2 separate regions of the Homo sapiens genome follow, and region 1 is linked to region 2. Evidence: read pairs that join two places in POLR2A ChIA-PET (ENCODE). Cell type or tissue: CD4-positive, alpha-beta T cell. All regions are shown on one strand. Region 1 overlaps TNFSF15 (TNF superfamily member 15). Region 2 overlaps LOC124902253 (a long non-coding RNA gene).

What was found. Peaks named below come from ENCODE experiments on the same cell type or tissue, not always from the same donor. Only the 100,000 strongest peaks of a DNase experiment are listed, where the experiment ranks them.
Region 1: POLR2A ChIA-PET joins it to region 2 with 12 read pairs; 2 of 35 experiments call an interaction of 5 or more read pairs at or near these places.

The regions. Positions count from the first base shown.
Region 1 is chr9:114,794,046-114,799,045 of GRCh38, reverse strand. All of the region lies in intron 1 of TNFSF15 (TNF superfamily member 15), which reads left to right. Among named protein-coding and RNA genes, the nearest start is that of TNFSF15, 9.5 kb to the left of the region's middle. In CD4-positive, alpha-beta T cell, no CTCF peak of the experiment used is centred here; no DNase peak of the experiment used is centred here.
Region 2 is chr9:114,391,010-114,396,009 of GRCh38, reverse strand. LOC124902253 (a long non-coding RNA gene) reads right to left here. Exons shown (of 3, transcript XR_007061742.1): 3 at 3,941-5,000. It also overlaps a transcript of AKNA not described here. Among named protein-coding and RNA genes, the nearest start is that of AKNA, 5.5 kb to the right of the region's middle. In CD4-positive, alpha-beta T cell, CTCF peaks have their summits at 2,268 and 2,480; no DNase peak of the experiment used is centred here; H3K27ac peaks cover 1,682 bases.

The sequences.
Region 1 (5,000 bases), 400 kb before region 2:
TGGGCAAGTATAAACAGGCAGAAGCAGAAGGAAGAGACAAAGAGGCAAACATCTGCATATTTCTCCTGGAAGTGCTGGGAGGATGTTTTGGATCATAAAACATTTATGCCTTTGCAATTACAGCATTTATGACAGCAAGAGATGAATATCTCTCCCTGTTTATGAATAGAGATAGAGAGTGACTATAGTACATGAGAGGAAAGGCTATGTGGATCATTAATTAAAATATACTTAGGGGATTTTTCTGGGGAAATGCCAGGAAATCTCAAAGATTATCTTGCTTCAGGCTTGTTCATCTATTGTACACTGAGCTGATGTTTATGAAGCTCCCAATATGTGCCAGGGTCTGTACTTGGTCTAAAGGTTCAGATCCCAAGCCCTCCATGCACTCTTTGACCTTGGACAGTTGCTTGACCTCTTTTCGTGCCATTCTAAGCCATGAAAAGGTGATGCTGACCCCTCCTTTAAAAGTAGCTGGAGTATTAGATGAGGCAAACACATAAATGCCCAATACAGGACCTGGCACCTGGGGAGCATTCCACTAAACTTCAATCTCCTCTTTATGCTTTCTTCTGCCCAATTTAAATAATTAAAGTAATTCCAAAAATACCTATAGTAACAGACCATGGTTAGTTTGAGTCAGGGATTACCAGTCAACATACAAAAAAAAAAACAAAAATCAAATGAGAGGAAAAATTCCCTGACCTACAAGAACTAAGGAGGGTAGGGGAAGAGAAGCACCAGCTGTTTTTTGCTAGGGCTAACATATGCTGGTGGGAGCAAGCATCCCATCTCCCTCTAAGATGCATGCTTATGGACATACACATTTGCTTTTCTGACTCTGGCTCCTGGCTAAGCCTTGCCACTTACAACAAATCTTTCTAGAGCCACAGCTATGCTCCACACAGAGCCTGATGAAGACCTTTAGAGGCCCTCGTACTAAATGACAAACATTTTTAATAGGAACAAAAAGTTGTCTTTCCTAGATTTTTGGATTATAAAACTCTGGCTGAAGTCACTGCATCCTCACCCCCTCTCTGACTCTCTTTGTCTGCCTCTGTCTTCCTGATGCCTGAGAATCTGTGCATTTTGCCAGTTGGATAATCTGGCAAAAGTGCCAGGCACTGACTGAGGCACTAGGAATATAGGTCCCCACCTGTAGGCAGGTTGAATTTTCAGAGCGAGAAAAGTCATAAGCACACAAATAAATAATAAAATTCGATCCTGGATTTCAGCCAGTGGTTTGAAAAGATATGTATGTAGGAATAATCTCATTATCAGACACCATGTCTATTCAATTGGAGGCTAATGTTGCCATGACCAGCACCTCTTAGGAGCCAACACCTCTTCGGTGCCCCCAGAATAACAAGAAGTGATGGAGATGAGTCAGGGCTGGAACACAGAAGACATTGCATTGGCCTGGTGTTCCCAGGAACCATCCTGAGAGCAGGCATTAGGACAGCTGTAATGCATAAACCTTTTCTCAAATAAGCTATTATTCCATCCTCTCAAATTTCTTCCTCATTCATTACTGCTTCCTATCACAATAATTTTCCTCCTGTGATAGACAGAGTTGTTATTAAGAGAAGCAGCAATGGAAGGTTTAGATGTTGTTCTTGGAGAAAGAGTCTCAAATGACGTCCTTCTTGCGGACTCTTGGAATGTTGTAGTCTTCAATATCTGCCAACAGGCTTGGTCACCACCTCCAGATGTTTAGTGGCACACTGGACCATACTTATCCATCCATATATGAAAATAAAATGTGTGCCCAAGTTACAGAAGTCCAGCAGAGCAAACAGGGAAATGTGTCCACAGCTCAGATACATGCTAATGACAATGGGATTCTGAGTCAAAGAGGAATGTTGTAAACTCTTAGCTGAATGTCATCTTAGCCAAAGACAAGCAGGATGTTCAAAATTTCTCAGCAGATAATTAAATAAATCAAAAGAGGCCAACCAGGGCAGGTACCTTTCCTACACCAGAGGATGCAATCAAGATCTCTCTGATTCTCTTTGAGAACTCCACCTTCAGTTTTCTGCCTTGCCAAAGGATCAATTCCTTCAGCTCTGTCAATATCAAGGAAGGCAATAGACTACAGAATAAGTTCATTTCTGGGCTGCTTCTCCACTCCCTCAAGACCATCCAAGTTATTGATTCTGGATAGGTGATCACAGAAATTGGGTTTAGGTTTTCAAAAACTGCTGTACTCATGACTCTGTGCCAAATGCACATAATGTATTCATTTCCCAGCAGAAAGCCTTGATGTTTTCCAACTACTCCCATGTCCTGTTGAGCCTCCTTACATGTCGTATCCATACATACGACACCACATCACAGATGCAGGGTATTGAGGTATTTGCTGTTGTGCAAGCTGTTGGCCTTGTCTGGAATAGTCATTACCTCTTTTATCACCTGGCTAGTACCTGCAGGACCTCTAAGACTCTGTTCAGGAGCAATTTCTTCTGATTCTCCCATTTCTGGGCCAGGTCTCTGTGTCCCTACTAATTCAATAAAGTAACTACACTTAACTCTGTTTCTTCAGATACCTTGAATCAATTCACAGTGGTTGCCTCTCATGGCTGGGAACACAGAGGGCTTAGAGAGAAGTAAATAATGGATAGCGAGACTGGGATAAGTTAGGACTTTGAATGCCAAGACAAAATGAGATTGGACTGGGTCTTAAGAGCCATGAGGAGCCATTGAAGGTTTATAAGCAGTGTAGTATCTAGATAAAGTGATGCTTTAGAAAAAGCCCTCTGAAGGCAGGCCAGGAAATAGATCAAGGAAAAGGAGAAAACTGAAGTACAAAGACCCTGCCAGGGGCTGATGAAAGAATCCAGGAGAGCAGCATGCCAAGGCCTGGAATTGAAACACCATGAGAAAATTGCAAAATAGAAATGACAGCCCTTGGTTTTGCAGAAGAAGAAAAAAAGAAAATTTCAGGTCTGGTAATCGAGAGAAAGCAGTAATGGTGGCTTTAACAGAATTGAGAAGTGGATGGAAAGGGGCTGGACAGACTGTAAAGTCAGTTAGTCATTCAAAGACAAGATTTCTGCCCTCAAGGGGCTTCTAGTAGAGGTTAGGTAGCATGACCTGGGAGTGAAAAAAGGCTGGAGGTCCCGGCTCTAACAAAATCACTGACATCACACACCTGCTCACAGACCTAGACTCAGCAATGACACAATTACATCCACATGACTACGCAGGCAGATGGCAAGACATCCATACATATGACGCCACATCACAGACACGTGTACAGATGCTAAAACACGTCAATTTAGTCTCCCCACTGATGGAGCTGTATTCTCTCACACTCACACAGACACACAATTCCTCATTCATGAGACAGTCCTCCCTCGGTATCCACAGGGATTGATTTCAAGACCCCCATGGACACCAAAATCTGCAGATGCTGAAGTCCTTGATATAAAATGGCATAGTATTTGCACATAACCTAGTCACATCCTCCTATATACTTTAAATCATCCATAGATTGCTTGTGATACCTAATACAGTGTAAATGCTAATACATGTAAATGCTTATGATACCTAATACAGTGTAAATTGTTGCTATGCTATATTGTTTGTTATTTGCATTATTTTCATGGTTGTAATTTTCTTCAAATATTTTTGATCCACAGTTGGTTGAATCTGCAGATATGGAAATCATAGAACCTGACTATACACTCACAACACACACATTTTGAGATGTAAAATAGATCAAGTGTTCATATAATAAGAGGATCACTCTATTAGAGGAGACTGTGTAGCAACAAGAACCAAATCAGAAGATTGGGTTGAGTCGAAATCATATTAGAGAAGGCTTTTTTTAATATCATAAATTTTGTTTTATTTTTATTTTTTATTGATACATAATATTTTATATACGTGTGGGGTACATGTGATATTTTGCTACATACATAAAATGTGTAATGATCAAGTCAGGGTATTTGGGGTATCCATCACTTTGAGTATTTATCATTTCTATGTGTTGGGAACATTTCAAGTTTTCTCTTCTAGCTACTTTGTAATGTACAGTATAATATATAGTTCCTAAATATAGTCACCATACTCTGCTACCAAACATTAGAACTTAAACTTTCTATCCAACTGTACGTTTGTACCCATTGTCTAACCTCACTTCATCCCCATCCTCTCCCACTCACACACCTTTCCCAGCCCCTAGTGTCTGTCATTCTACTCTTTACTCGCATGAGACCGACTCTTTTAGCTCCCACATATCAATGAGAACATGCAAAGTGTGTCTTTGTGTGTCTGGTTTATTTCACTTAACATAATGACCTCCAGTTCTATCCATGTTGCTGCAAATAACGTGATTTCATTTTTTATGCCAAATAGTATTCCATTGTTTATAGGTACCACCTTTTCTTTATCCTTCCATCTATATCTTGATAGAGATATGGATCAGATTGATTCCATATCTCTACTATTGTGAATAGTCTTTCAATAAGCATGTGAGCGCAAGTATCCCTTTGATATATTCATTTCTTTTCTTTTGAATACGTGCCCAGTAGTGAGATTGCTAGACTGTATGGTAGTTCTATTTTTAGTTTTTTGAGAAATATCCATGCTATTTTCCATAGTGGCTGTACTAATTTATATTCCCACCAACCATGTATAATAGTCCAATGCATGATATTATTTGTAAGCTAAGAGCATACTTTTGCTATTAAGCTTTATGCTCAGGTATGTGAGTGATGGTTCCTTCATTTTCCATGCATTCTTTGCACTAACTCATAGATTTTCTGATTTGCTCTTCACCTCAATCCTATGAGTAATTTAGGGCTAAGTATGTTATTATTCCCACTTTAGAAATAAAGACACCAAAGCTCAGAGAGAAAAAGTCTTGTCAAGGTCATATTGTTAATAAATGGTGGAACAAGGATTTAAATTCAGATCTGTCTGCCTCTAAGGCAGTTACTCTTCCACCATCATGTGGTATCTGAAATAGCTCACAAACTAGGGTTGCAATTATTTAA
Region 2 (5,000 bases):
GAAAGCCTGAGGTTCAGAGAGGTAAAGCCACTTGACGAGAGTCACACAGCTTCTCACTGGTGTTAGCGCATCCTTACTTTGGGGTGTGCAGGGTGTGCTGGTGTCAGCTCGGGAGAGTGGATTGTGCCCATCTCTTCCCAGTGCAGCATTCAGTGATATCAATAGCTTGAAATTGGCATGGCCAATTTCAGTAAGGGTATTTAACACCATCAAAATTAGTAACCACCACAAATCAGGGCTTTTTCTTACTTTTTTTTTTTTTTTTTTTTTTTTAAAGACAGCTGCAGGTGAAGGGTGTTGGGGGATGGAAGACCAGCCTTGCTTCTGCTTGGCAGCCTGGAGTTGGGGGCTTTTTGGCAGAGCCAAGTGGAGCCAGGCCAGAAGGCCTGCGCCCCACTGCAGCTCCCCTAAAGTATGCGATTTGGGAAGAAACCCTTTATGAGATGGCTTTTGTAGTGTACGGTGTGAGTTATGCAGTGCAGCAGCCCCTGACTTGGGAACAGGTTGGTATGAGCCTGAATTCCAGGCCAAAATGTCTGGCCTTTAACCTGAAAGTGACAGGAGCCACGGATGGTCGTTAAGCAGGGGAAAAACCTGACAGGATGGTGCCCTAAGATTTGTCATTGTGCCAAGGGATTGGGGGGTAAGTCAGGGTGGGTGATAGGGAAGAGGTGCGGCAGTTGGCCAGGGGAGCCAGGAGGCTAACAGAAGCTCCTCATTTTCTGAGTGTGTCCTGCGTACAAACACATTATCTTGTTACTTTACACATGCATGCCTGAGGGAAGGAGAAGCCTCTGTCTGTAGATGAGGATATCAGAGAAGTTCTGAAACAAAACAGCAAAGGGCTGATCTACCCAGGCTTCCTGCCCCCAAAGTCTCACATTCTCACTCCTCCCTCCCTCCTGCACCCCAGCTTGCTGTTCCATCTTGGCTCTGGGCTTCCTTGCCAAATGTCAGGCGAACTCCAGCTCCATTGCCGAGTGAGACCTTCTGCGCCCAGTGCCGCTCCCACACCAGCCCCTAGGTCCTTGCCAGCATTCTCCCCCCAGCCCCCCCACTGCCAGCTCAGCTTTTTCTGGGGAAGGAGCCTGGGATCAGGGCCAGAGTGGGATGTCCAGCTGTCAGTCTCCTCGGGGTCTTGGGACCACAGCCAAGGACCAGGACTGAGGAGGGGAGGTCTCAGGGTCTAAGAGGCACACTCAGTCCCCCACTAAGGATTCATCTGGAGGATAATGCTTTATTTGTGGGTACAGACCCAACTGTGCCTTAACATGCTGTGTGACTTTGGGCAAGTTGTGTAACCTCTCTGAACCTTTCTTCATCTGTTAAATGCCTAATTATTTATGAGGATCCAATCCAGCAACACATGCCATGCCTCCAAATGCAAAAAGTGGCTGAGGCTGGGCGCTGATTGCTTCCTTTCCTTTTAGTGATTTTCATGTGTTCCCACATGTTGCATAATGGCTGTATTGCAGAAAACAACATATTGTATTAGAGTTTAAACAGAGGAGGAGAAGGTGTGGGGGTTACAGAATGTTATAGGATGTCAGAGCTGTAAAGGGCCTCAAAGAACCCAACGATACATTTCGCCTTTCACAGGAGGGGCAACTGAAGACGGAGGTGCCCAAGGTCAGAAGGAAGCACCACACAGAGGTGAGGTGGTATTCGTTTGTTTTGTTTTTAAGAATAGTACATGTTCATTTCATTCTTATTTTTAAAGCAACTGTTATATTTGAAAAATACCCAAAAGGAAAAATGGTAAACTTCCCTATCAAAAAAACTTGCCTATAATTCTACTACCTAGTGATAATGATTGTAAACTTTTTTTTTTTTTAATTGAGACAGTTTCACTGTCATCGCCTAGGCTGGAGTGGGGTGGCACGATCTTGGCTCACTGCAACCTCTGCCTCCCAGGTTGAGGCAGTTCTCCTGCCTCAGTCTCCCGAGTAGCTGGGATTACAGGTGCACGTCACCACACCCAGCTAATTTTTGTATTTTTAGTAGAGACGGGGTTTCGCCATGTTGACCAGGCTGGTCTCGAACTCCTGACCTCAGGTGATCCTCCCGCCTCAGCCTCCCAAAATGCTGGGATTACAGGTGTGAGCCACGGCGCATGGCCTGTTGTAAACATTTTAAAGCATGTCTTTCTCTTTCTTTTGCTTTCTCTCTCTTTCTTTTTCCTATCCTGTCTCCTTCCTTTCTTCCTCCTCCTCTTCCTCCATATTTTACTGTTTTTTTTTTTAAGTGGACTCAAACTAGATATATATTATTTTATAACTGGCTTGTCCACTTAACATAACAAAATTTTTACATTATTTGATATTCTTCAATAGCATGACTGTTAACGGCAGCTAATATTATTCCTTTGAGTGGAACTATCACAATTTCTTTCAATGATCACCTGTTACGGGACACTGCTATTGTTTCCAACCATTTTACCTATTGCAAGTTTCAGTTGCAAAGTGATTAAGATCACACTGTCCAGGGCCGGGCACGGTGGCTCACGCCTGTAATCCCAGCACTTTGGGAGGCCGAGGCGGGTGGATCACGAGGTCAGGAGATCGAGACCATCCTGGCTAACACAGTGAAACCCTGTCTCTACTAAAAATACAAAAAAAAAAAAAAAATTAGCTGGGCGTGGTGGCAGGTGCCTGTAATTGCAGCTACTCAGGAGGCTGAGGCAGGAGAATGGCATGAACCCGGGAGGCGGAGCTTGCAGTGAGCTGAGATCGCGCCACTGCCCTCCAGCCTGGGCAACAGAGCGAGACTCCATCTCCAAAAAAAAAAAAAAAAAAAGATTATACTGTCCAGATTCAAACAGCTTGGTTCAAACCAGCTTCCTCACCTATAAAATAAAATGGGCATCATAATTTTTCCCTCCTTGGATTAGTATGAGGATTAAATAATGAGATCTGAGTCCATGGAAAGGCTTTTATAAGGTATTTGACACATAATAGGTGTTCAGTATAGTTTTGCTGTTAGCAGTCCCTTCCTGGCACGTGCACGGTTTGTTTGACTCTTTGAAAAGAGCATGAATTTGAATTTATGTATGTGTTTTCCTCAATATGGCCACACCCTCCTCATAACCCTTATCTCAGTTGGCTGAGAAGGGGCTGTTTGTTCTGCTCCTTAACTACTCAGAGTGAGGACAGAGTTTCTAGCTGGGTCAGTGAGCCCTGGAACTGGTTTAAGGGTCGCAGGGAAGAGGGTCACAGGGAAATGTCAGCACCTCCCTCCACTTGGGAAAACTGCTTCTCCCTTTTTGTGTCCAGGACTCATCGCTAGACCTGGGGTTGATATTGTGGAAGCTGTGGATGAGGAAAATTAAACTCAGTCCTGCAGGGAGCAGGTTGTAGGGCGTTTCACGGAAAAGGCAAGGCCATTTATTTGTGAACAGTCATTCTGTGCCAGCTGGGCACTGGGGCCAAGAACTTTTGGCACATAGTCTCATCCGTCATCCCAAGAACCCAGTAAAATAATTATTGGTCCATGTTACAGATGTGGAATCTGGGATTCAGAGAGGTTAAGCAGCTTGCCCAAGGCCACACAGCTTCCAAGGGAGAACATGGAGTTCTCTGTTTGCCCACAAAGCCCATGTGCCTTAACACCTGTGCTCTGCAGCCTCCTGTCTGCATGGCATTTCTGCCTGGGTGGGCAAATGGAATAAAGAATCCAGGAGGTTTAGCATTAGAAGATAATCTCTGATAACCTCAGAGACAATCTCATTAAGCCGCAGGTTCCAAAGCTCAGAGAAAGGAAGGTGCTTATTCCTGGTCACTCAGGCTGGAACTTGGTTCTCTACTTCCCTAGCCAGGCTTCATCATTTCTTCTTGGTTCACTCTGGAAATCCTCACCTGCCTCCTCTTTCCCTCAGACTCCCTGTGGATTTTTTTTTTTTTTTTTTTGACAAGCGTCTTACTCTGTTGCCCAGGCTGGAGCGCAGTGACATGATCTCGGTTCACTGCAACCTCCGCCTCCCAGGTTCAAGTGATTCTTGTGCCTCAGGCTCGTGGGAAGGGCTGGCAGGGTTCTGCAGACACAGCCATGCACATGACTGTTGCTGGTAAAAGGGTGAAAGTCATCAAGCCCTGGCAGTAGGAGTAAGAGGTTTTTTTTGTTGTTTTTGTTTTTGGTGTTTTTTTTTTTTTTTTTTTTTGAGACAGAGTCTTGCTCTGTTGCCCAGGCTGGAGTGCAATGGTGCAATCTCGACTCACTGCAACCTCCGCCTCCCAGGTTCAAGTGATTGTCCTGCCTCAGCCTCCCAAGTATTACAGGGAGGATTACAGGCACCTGCCACCACACCTGGCTAATTTTTGTATTTTTAGTAGAGGTGGGGTTTCATCATGTTGCCCAGGCTGGTGTCGAACTCCTGACCTCAGGTGATCCGCCCACCTCAGCCTCCCAAAGTGCTGGGATTACAGGCGTGAGCCACTGCACCTGGCCAGGAGTCAGAGGTTTTTGTTGTTGTTTCTTTTCTGGGTGACCAGGAACGAATCTCTTCTCTTCTCTTCTCTGGGCCTCAGTGTCCTCACCTATACAATGGAATAATACTCGTGTTCTCCCCACTTAAACGTTCTGTTCTTGAGCATCTAGTGCTATAAAGGAGAAGAAAGCATTTTGGGAAACCAAAAGGCTCTGTGTGGAACCAGGGCCTCACTATAAAATTGGAACATTGGCTTTGTGAATTGCAATTAGTTGGTAAGAAGCTCCACTCTCGATTTTATTGTGCACAGGTATTAATTATCTCTGCGGGCTGCAATGTTGTGAGCACCAAGCTTGGTTATTAGAAGCCAGGTCTTTGTGTGTTTGAAACTCTACTGCAGCTCATCACCTTTGTGACCTTGGGCAAGCTGCTTGGGCTCTAGGGGCCTCTGTTTACCCAACTGTGAAATGGGGTTGTCACATCAGCCTCATTGGGTTGTTATGAGGGCTATGAGTCAGGCTTGGGCAAGTAGCTAGGTTGAGTGGATCATCCAGGATATATTTATTGTATTTCTATT